Linked DNA regions of Mus musculus: region 2 is linked to region 1. Evidence: chromatin loops called from intact Hi-C (ENCODE). Cell type or tissue: heart. All regions are shown on one strand.

What was found. Peaks named below come from ENCODE experiments on the same cell type or tissue, not always from the same donor. Only the 100,000 strongest peaks of a DNase experiment are listed, where the experiment ranks them.
Region 2: a loop joins it to region 1, with 1.8 times the contacts of the local background. A loop is called at or near these places in 2 of 42 quality-filtered maps.

The regions. Positions count from the first base shown.
Region 1 is chr1:92,104,887-92,109,886 of GRCm38, forward strand. All of the region lies in intron 2 of Hdac4 (histone deacetylase 4), which reads right to left. Among named protein-coding and RNA genes, the nearest start is that of Hdac4, 73 kb to the right of the region's middle. In heart, no CTCF peak of the experiment used is centred here; no DNase peak of the experiment used is centred here.
Region 2 is chr1:92,031,279-92,036,278 of GRCm38, forward strand. All of the region lies in intron 3 of Hdac4 (histone deacetylase 4), which reads right to left. Among named protein-coding and RNA genes, the nearest start is that of Hdac4, 150 kb to the right of the region's middle. In heart, no CTCF peak of the experiment used is centred here; DNase peaks (open chromatin) are centred at 2,383 and 3,093; H3K27ac peaks cover 312 bases.

The sequences.
Region 1 (5,000 bases):
ATCAAGGCGAGGCCATGCTGCAAGCCCTCAGTCCCGTCAGATCACACTGCCACAGAGGCACACACCACCAAGGTCTCAGGCACACAAGGCCATGCTGTGGGACATGGACACTAAGTTCAAGGTAGCATCCTACCTGAAATCAGTCACTGGTGTATTCTTTTCCCTGTTGCAATCATGATGGAAAAAATGTGTTTCACACAACAGAGATGTTAGGGACTGAGACAGAGTTACCCCACCCCATCCCCCAAGCAAGCCTACTCATGAAACGTTCAGGAACAAGACAGAAACATTTGGGTCTCTCCAGAGAAGAGACAGATTGAATCTAGGCTTCACATCTGACTGGGCCAGACCCCTTTGACAAGCCACGGCTTATCCGAGGAGGTCAGACCTCTGGGCATCACAGGGGCTAAAACACAGGCAGAGACCAACCCCGCTACACACTGGAACCTTTGCATCTCCAGGAAGACTTGGGACAAGTTTTACTTACCCTGTAACCTTCTAGAGTCCCAGCAATCCTAGTTGTCACAAGTACCACCATCACTTGACAAAGACTAAGTGTACTATGGGGATTTCCTTACAAAGTCTTTGCAACCCCTCAGAGGTCATCACCTCAGCAACCTTTCTTCAGGCTCCAGACAGAACATGTGCCACAGGTAAAAAAGCTCCTGCATCTGGGCTCACAGTATAGAGCTTTTGCAGGTGCCCTGTGGCCGACACTAGAATGGCACTGACACTGATAAAAACTTTAATGACAAGCATCACTCAGAGCCTGGCTGCACTTTACAGTGTGCAGCACTTTCCTTTAGAATGGACACCCGGAGTGTCCTCTTCTTCTACCAGGCCTCTTGCTTCAGATCCTCAGACTCAGGAATGGGATGGTACCCGACACCATGAGCTTTCCCCTAGGTCAACATACACTAAAGTAAAGGGCCTCCCTGTATTACAGGCCTTTCATTTATTAGGCTTTTCCTCATGAAAAGCTGCTGCAGAAAGACAAGTGCCAAGCAAAAGCACCTCAGTACAGGGACACTTTGGGATGCTTAATACAAATAGTATGAAGTCAATGATGTTTACCTCACACTCAACAGAATACTCCAATGATCTGACACCTCTTGTGACCACACACTCAGCATGTAAACGTGTAACAGCACAAGGAGGAAACAGGTACTACAGGTGCACAGGTGACACATGCTAGTTTATAGTAATGGTTAATATGTCAGTAGCTGAGAGCTACTTAGGGGCCAAGCAAGTCTCAACAGCACCCACACAAAGAGGCATGACTTGGTAGAAAAGGCCATTTGGGTGGGTCCCATCTTCTGCCGACTCTGCTGACTTCCAGACACCACACCAAGCCTAGCCAGGTTACTCACTTCAGGGCCAGTTTCCTGTCCTGGTCTGCCATGAAGTTTCCTGTCCTGGTCTGCCATGAGAAATGAGAGGGTACACCATCCTAGTCCAAGCACTGAGACACAGGCTGACAGCCTGCAGAAACAGCTGGGGATCCAGCAGATGAGGAAGAAGCAGGTGAGACAAGTGATAAGTGTCTGCTGTGCAGCCTCCGCTGAAGCCCACCCAGACATTTCTATCTGCTCTATATTGTTTCAGTGATCTCAGAACAGTAAGCACACGCGGTGCTTGGGCTGTCATTCATATGGCTCTAAGAAGGGTCCCAGAACCCATGATGACTGCAGTTGACCCAGGATCATTGTTTTCACCCTATTTGGGAATTTCAAATGGATGAAGTCCTTACACTCAAATAAGCACATGAAGAACCTGCCAACTCTAGCCCTGGCTGCCCCACAGCAGCTCTGTGGGCAGCCACTAGCCACAGATGGCTAAATGAACTGAACTCAGTTCTACAGTCACATTAGCCTCCCTTGAAAAGCTCAGCAACACTCTGCTAGCGGTTTCCTCATGGATAGTAGAACTACAATCACATTCAAATTCCACAAAGTCCCAGGCTGGAGGACCAGAAGGCTTCTGCTTTTATAAAGTTGTCTTTATATCTCAGGCCCTGTACTTCCTTCTGTGAGTAAGAAAAATATTCCCAGCTGTGCTTGACTCTGTTCCCCAAATGGAGTGAAGCTGAGTAGAGTCTTCCTGTGGACCATGAAACAGAAGTGGAAACAGCCACCACAGAAAGGATGCACCTCCAACTCCCACCTCCCCACGAGCATAAGAATAAAGGGACCAATTTCCCCAGCTTGCTCCTTTCTTCCTTTCCCTTCTCTCTAAAAGACTTATTGCAGGCCTATAGGAAGCACTTTGTTTTCCCTAAATGTGTATGCATGCATGCATGTGTCTAACTATGTGTCACAGCACACATGTAGAGAACAGAGGACAACTTCCTAGAGTTAGTTGTCTCCTTCCACTATGTGGGCCCAGAAGACTAAACTCAGGCAAGTCAGGCTTGGTGGCAGGTACCTTTACCCCCCTGAGCCATCTCACTAGTGTAGAAGTCCGTTTTTCTCACCATGTGCACTTGTGCCCATGCTACCTCATGGCAGAGTCCTACAAGGGGTCCACACAAGCCCTCCTTGGAGAGAAAAGCTCAGTCCTCTTTGACCCATCCCATCTGAGAAGATACACCCCTGATCCTCTTCTCGGCTCCAGCTAAGAACACCCAGCCCTCAAAGCCTGCCTTCCAGGTCTGCTGATGGGAACTAAGGCCTTTCTACAGTGCCTTTGAAACAGGTAGCAGTCACTTCATAGAGGTCAGCCTCCCTGTTCCAAATACCTGCTGCAGGCCCCTCTGGGAAAGGGGAAACTCCCCTCAGCCCAAGTCTTGATATGGCAATTGTCTCACGTGACAGCTGCCACCATCAAAGGATGAAAATATTTCTTACCACAGGGACTGTTCCTCCTCCAAGAGTGGACTGGAGTAGGGTGCAACACCTAACCCATACCATTACCTGCCTGCCACAGGGAGCTGCGAGCCTGGGATAAGAACACAGGCTGGATTACATCAGGCTTTCACAAGGCTGCCCTATTCCTGATGCTTCTTTGTTTGTTTGTTTGTTTGTTTTTGTTTGTTTGTTTTTTTAATCTGAGCTGGCCCTGAATTCACAGTGATGCTCCTGCTTCAACCTCCCAAGTACTGACTTATTTCTTTGTGACGCAAAGCAAGAAAGGCATCTTCAGCTGCCACCATGCTCCTGGATGTGTTTACTGGACATCCATTAGAAGCCTTACAAAACTACTAACATCAAGGAGGGTGTGTCTAAGCCTGAGGGCACCAGCCTTTCCTAGGCCTCTCAGTCTTTCACTGAGGAGTCAAGAGTGACACCCTAGCCAAAAATCACCACTGCCAAATCAGCCAGTAAACACCCCGAACTCCAGCTTCCCTTCATTCCTATTGGATCCTGAGGCTGGAACCCAAAACCTGAATTCTGCTTGGACAAGAGTTTGCCCAAAGAGAGTGTGTGATAGACATGCAGTGGTCAAAACCTAGACCAGTGTCAGCCAAAGGAAGCAGCAGAGGCTTCCATGGAAGTTTGAACAAGTTCACTTCAAAGTCAAAAGCAAAGCAAAATTAGCAGCAACCTCATCTGGCTTCTCAAATCAAAGTGGCTAAGTAATCTTCCTAGGCCAATCATAAGGTCTGCCAAGCTAGGAAAGAAGAGCAGAGCTGGTTAAAGAGAGCCGCCATTCTTCCTCACCCACCATGGCTTAGGCAGAAGCAGGTATGGACAGGAGCAGCTTCTCCCACAAAGGAGGAGAATTCAGGAGGTAGCATTCCCAGTGTCCCACGGTTCTCAGCAGGTATTTCCCTCTTTCCAGCTACAAAGTAGAAGAAATCAAGTAACTTGGTGACAGTGTGCAGACATGGCTCTGCTCCAAGCAAGCCCTTGCTGCAAGACTGCTAGTAAAGAGCACAGCACTATTTTGTCTTCCCCCAGCCTCAGCCTGTTCTGTGTAGGCACAGTCACTGAGTGGCAGTCAAGGCATCATCTTGTCCACTTATCTCTCCCAGCCCTGTCCCAAAGACTAGCTTCTAGGTCCCGTATCAGGTCCTACCTATAAACTTGAAAGACCAGCAGGTACTCTAGAAATGAACTGTGGCTGCATTTCCAGCGTCCTATCTACATCTACATCAGTGGACCCCAACCAGTAGTTTAGCCTTATGTATAAAATGAAGACAGAAAACTCAAACAAGCCCTCAGCTACAATGCTGCTTCTGTGTGCGTGTGCGTGTGTGTCACACAGGAGCAAAACTTGTTGCTGATAACTTTTATTCCCTACTTGAAGGACCACATAAAATAAGCCCTGACTACAAGGAGCATGTCACAGGTATGAAATGACACCAGCTTGGTGGTACAGTGATACTTGAATTATTAATCTGAGGCAGCAGATGAACAGTGTGGGTCCTATTTAACCCTGAATACCCATAAGGACAATAGGTAGAATTCAGCACACCCAAGACCATCCTGCAAACTCAGCCGGCAAAACACAGTGTTTAGGTCTTGTTATTCTTCAAAAGACATGCTGTTTTCCAGGGACCTGGGACCAACAGCAAACTACACAGATGGCAAGGCCACTTTGCCAGAGTCCTGGGGTTAGAAGCCTTCAATCAAGCTGTCACTCCAGTGCCACTAAAATTCTAAAGGAAAATGGTCCATGTGACAAGAGATTAGCAACCACAAAACACAGACACTTACTTTTCAAGAAGAATAGGACTTTATCTGGTGATATTCTAAAGTTAACAAAACCATATTCAGAAGAACATACAAAACCCTTTGGAACCTAAGACCTCCTTAGCGACACACACAGCTCAGTCAAGTACACACGCTGAGGCCCCTACAGTTCAACCACAAGGCCCAGGTCAAGCAGGTGGGCCTGGTACTTTCCTATAGACGCCATCACCACCTTGGCAGTTCGTATTCTTGTTGGTAGTCTGCAGATCTGTGTGAGCGCTGATGGATGCCACAGCAGCAAACCTCACTCGGCAAACCTCACTTCCACACCATTCAGGACAGAGAATAGAGCACTCCTTATTGCTT
Region 2 (5,000 bases), 74 kb before region 1:
AAAGTGCAGGGCTGCTCACTATACAGCACCTGGAAACAGGTGGCTATGCAGACATTCACTGGGTTAGGGCAAGAGCCCTGTATGTCCTCCCTCCAGAAAGCCCCTCCACACTGCTCTGGTTGCTGTGCTTCATCTGCCTATACATAAGCACTGAATCCAAGGGAAGGAGGCAAGAACGTTGCCTACTGGAAGGAACTCAAGTTTAGAAGGAAGTTCAAGGACAACACTGGTGGTATATGCCTGAACCAGACCCTGGCCATAAGGTGCTGATGGTCAGCAACTTAGGAACCTGACTTTGATCAGAGACCTAAATGTGGCTATCCTGTATCCCTGCTTCTGGCTAAGCCTTTAGGGTCTTCTACTCACGGATACAGGGTAGTCTTGAACCAAGAGATCCCCTAAACCTTCTTCCTGGGTAAACTAACTGACAATACTGAGCACATAGACTTGAATAAGAAAGGTACCTTGTGCTTGTGGTCCCTGGCATTCCCGTTGCCACTCCCACCCAGCAAGTCCCAAAGCTGGCCTAGGTTACCAAATGACTAGAGCTCTGGCCCCAGGACTCTGCTTTGTCCATAGAGTAAAGCTGGGGAGAACTCTAACACCAGAACCCTGGTGTTCGGCCTCAAGATACAGCTCTCCTGCAGAGAGTCCATAGGACTCAGAAGGGAGGTGTGAGCCACCACACAGATCCTCTTGGTACCCATCAACAGGTTCTGACAGCACACTGACTTCTGACCTAGCCCTTTGGTCTCCACTGAATCTGCCAGAGCTAAACTGTCAAAGGGTAGGAGCAGACAGAGCCCAAGGAATAAGTAGGCCTTGGTCTAACAGCCTGCCCAGCCATAGGGCCACCAAGCAACCAAAAAGGCAATTGGATCTTCATGTCCAACAGAAGCCCACTGTGGCCCATGAGCTAATCTCTCCTACCACACATAGTAGGATCAGCAAGGCTTCTGCCCTCCTCATCAGTGAGGCAAGGGATGTTTCTACTTTCCACACCTTGGCTCAAGCAAGGTTCATTAGAAGCCTTTTATTTGAGCTTTGCTTGCTCCCTGGGCAGGGGCTCTCTCACACACAGGGATAAGGACTGGATTACTCTCCTTGCCTTGCCTTTTTAACCTCTTATTACAAAATGAAACAAGATGAAAAAGTTATCAGGCCAGTTTTGTAGAACGACATTATTTCCATGTTTTCAGGGTAAGGAATTAAAGTGAGCCATCTCCGTTTAGAAAGGGGAAGACTTCCTGAAGGAACCTCAGGGTAAGCTCCTTCCTCAGTCCTCAGGGGGCACAGTAGGTAACAGCTGCTGCTACATGCTGGGGTTTTAACTGTCCCCCTATTTTGAGCTCACATATACGATCCTTAAACTTGCCACTCTCTTGGTTAAATGTCTCAAGCTATTTAATGTGCCTTGATTTCCTGGGGTAAGTTACATCACCTTTCTCAGGTAGAGACACATAGGGTCCCTGGTGGGCTTAGTCTGTGGCCACTTTATTTTAGAATATGAGTTGATTAGGGGTGATAATTAGCCTATAATCAATCACACAACTTTAAATTCTTAAGTGTCTAGTTAAACAGTGATAATTTGGCTTAAATAAAAACTCATGAAGAATTAATGAAACCATGGCACGGCCTCACAGCTTGCAAGCTGTCTTTTTCTGTGTGTTACCTCACCCTGGGAGAGGAGGCAGGTGTGACTCCTATAATTTTGCTGACATGACTTATGATCTACATATTAACAAGGCTGTATCAAAGATGCTGGCCACAAGAGCATGCCATCTGCCCATCTCTAATTTTCACAGGAGGATACCATTAGGAATGCCTAGCAGCTCTTTCAACATCAAGTATACAACCTTTAAAAGGATCATCTGAGTTAACTTCAAGAACACGACAGGCCAATCATCCCTGCCAGTGAACCCATATACTGGTCACAGGGATAGTTGAAGTGGAAACTTAAGGGTTCACGGAGAGTCAGTTGTTCTGGATGGTGTTTTGCTGGGCAAACACATGAAGGAGTGTTTTCCTGAAGTGGACACAGGTGAAAGACTAAGGCAGACTCATGAAAGAACATTTCACTGAAGCAGATACTGGAGAGGATGTTCTGCTAAAGCAAGTACTCAAAAGCACACATGACGAAGGATTCTTTTTTAACAACATGCATGTATTGGTCCATCTTACATTGCATAGTTGAGCTGCATTTGTCAGGACTCCATAGAGAGAATCACAGTAAAAAAAAATCTTCTGGTGGTGTACTGCAGTTTCTTGCCACTTCCAGGGACTCAGGCTGATTGGCAGAGTAATATCAGCTGAGACAGACGCACATGCTGAAGCAAGGCACAAGGTAGACATGTGATGTTTGGAGGGTATAATTAGTACTCGATGGAGTGATGGAGACAGGCTGGGCTTGCTAGTACGGCTGTGCAATGCTTGCGGGTCTCGTGTCTTCCCTTCTCTGAGAGAGGCACAGCCAAGAACTTCTCCTGCTGTTCCATCTAGTCACTTCTGCTGACTCGAGCCCAGGCTAAGGCCTGGCTGTGTCTGCTAGGTCCTGTTACCAGTGTTGCTACCTACCGAACTGGATTACTGGTGTATCTGAAGTGAGAGTGGATTGAGCTGCCACTGCCTGCTAACCTGTGAACCGAACTGCCAATTTCCAGACAACACAGACAGGAGTTGCTCCAAAGAACCTTTTTAAAGAGGTCCACTTCCCTACCCCTTATCTTTTCTTTTCCACTTTCTATGGTGAGTGGTGGGTTACAAGGGAGGTTAAAGCATTTAAGAACCATCATTAAAAATATGATTTGAAAAAAAATTAAACTTATAGATACTGGAGCTAGAGAAATGGCTCAGAGTTTAAGTGCACTTGCTGCTTAAGGACTAGAGTTCAGTTCACAGCACCCACGGTAAACAGCTCACAACTGCCAATAACTTCTAGCTTCAAGAAATCCAAATCCGATGCCTTCCTCTGGCCTCTACAGGCACAGCTGGGGGTACTGAATGCTTAGGGACTGGCAGGGCAGGATGTACAGAGGGCAGCTGGGGGGTGGGATGGACTTCCCATTGCAAATCCGGCAGTATAGCTCCAGCGGTGGAAAGACTAAGCTGCTCAGCTGCTCCTCCTCAGTTATAGGGCAGAGATATAGCCAGCTGGAACAGTTTCCATAGTAGCACTTCCCTGTTTCTTAGAGCCTGTTACAAGAAAACCACAATCACGCTTGGTCCAAAGGATACTAAAGTGAGTGTTGTAACAACTGAAACTCTTTTCAGTCAGAAGCCAACTGTACAGCACTGAGACTTCCCATTGCAAATCCAGCACTATAGCTCCTGACCTCCAGGTCAAGCTGGCCAGTCCCCTACCAAGGAAAGTAAAAGGGTCATTGGGGTCTCTGAACAAGAGCCAACATGTGTGACTGATGGGGCACACTTTGATAAAGAACAGCAGGGGGGCACTCTGAAGGTACTTGCCATGCACTGAACAGAGCTTTATCTTAACAAACTAAAGCTGATGACAGGGGGAGGCAGAGCTATTACCTGTGTTGAGTTCTGCTGCATCTTCATTCCGTATGCTCAGTTTACTAATGTTTTCATGCCTAAGGCATTCTTTTTAAAGCTTTAAAAGAAGCTGTAACCTTGGGTACTTTAAGGTACCCTAAACTTGTGAGCTGGACTGAAAAGTGAGTGAGTGTCACCTAAGACTGCTGCCCACTCTTCCCTCAGGCAGTGCCCATGCTTCCAGTCTCCACTTCCTAACTTCTAGGAGCCCAACAGCTGAAGAAGCAGCCAAGGACAGGGTTTGTTCTGGGCTCTGTGTGGACTACAGCTCTCCAGAGGGTACCTACACTGGAGGATTGAAGAAGAGAGGCATCACTCCCAGAGCACGAGCACCACAGAGCAAATAAGACCCATGTGACAGTTCACTGAGACCCCTCTTCAAGTCCACAGTGGGCCTGGGCTCAACTGTTCTACATGAGAGCAGAGGGCAGTGCTAGGTCCCAGCACTGGTCCCTCAATAAAGTCTGCCTGCCAGTGAGCTCCAAGAAGCACTTCCTTGCCACAATAAGTGTTGGGAAGGACAGAAAGCCTGCCTCGGCCTTTATCCTGAAGTACCAATCAGAAGTCCACTCTTGGCTACAGAAGGTGGAAGACAGCAGAAGACCAAAGGCCCTCTGTTACCTGTGACTCACATCCATACCTTGTCACTGCTGTTGCTTCCTCTCAAGTAAGGCCACCTTGGCAGACACAAAATGAGGCCTGGAACCCACACAGTCAAGGAGACTTGGTCATGGGCTCCTGAGAACATGGCCTGCTCATTCCCACAGTCATCATCAGGAGTCTGGCTGTAGCCCTGCTCAAGTGCCAGCTGCAGAGATTGAGGCCATGGTCCCCATTCACTCATGAGAGCATGGCATTGGCAGTTATGACAAGAATGACTTGTGCTATTTCTGTATCGAAATCACTGGAAATGCCACAAGTTCCCAACAGAAGCTGTTGGTGCTTTTGACCTAGGGCTCCAGGAGAAGAAAACGAAATCCTCTCTTCTTAAAGAGTACAGCGTCAGAACAATAATGCCTGTATGCTCAGGAATATTCTATGGAGGGGCTGAAAATTCCTCCATAGGCTGTGCTTTGAAAAGCTTATCAATACAATTGGGCTGATGACGTCAGTGAGGACACAAAGCCCACATTCAGTGCTCAGAGGAGAAAGACGGGTCTGCTGGGAGAAAGCCCTCCTACAGGAAAGGCCTCCAACTCTCCCTCCCAGATCCTGATTTCCATTACGTGGGTCACTCTTCTTTCCCTGACACCACTTCATGCCATCACACAGACACAGAATGAAAGCAGCACTGTTCAGGAAACACGCCAGAGTTGAGGGTCCCCTCAGTAAAGAATAACTCATTCAGCTCCAGGGAAAAATAATAGATATTTCAACTATGTAACCATAGCTTCCTCTCACTGACATTTGCCTGTACGGGGGTAGGGAGAGCAAGAGTGGGAGGA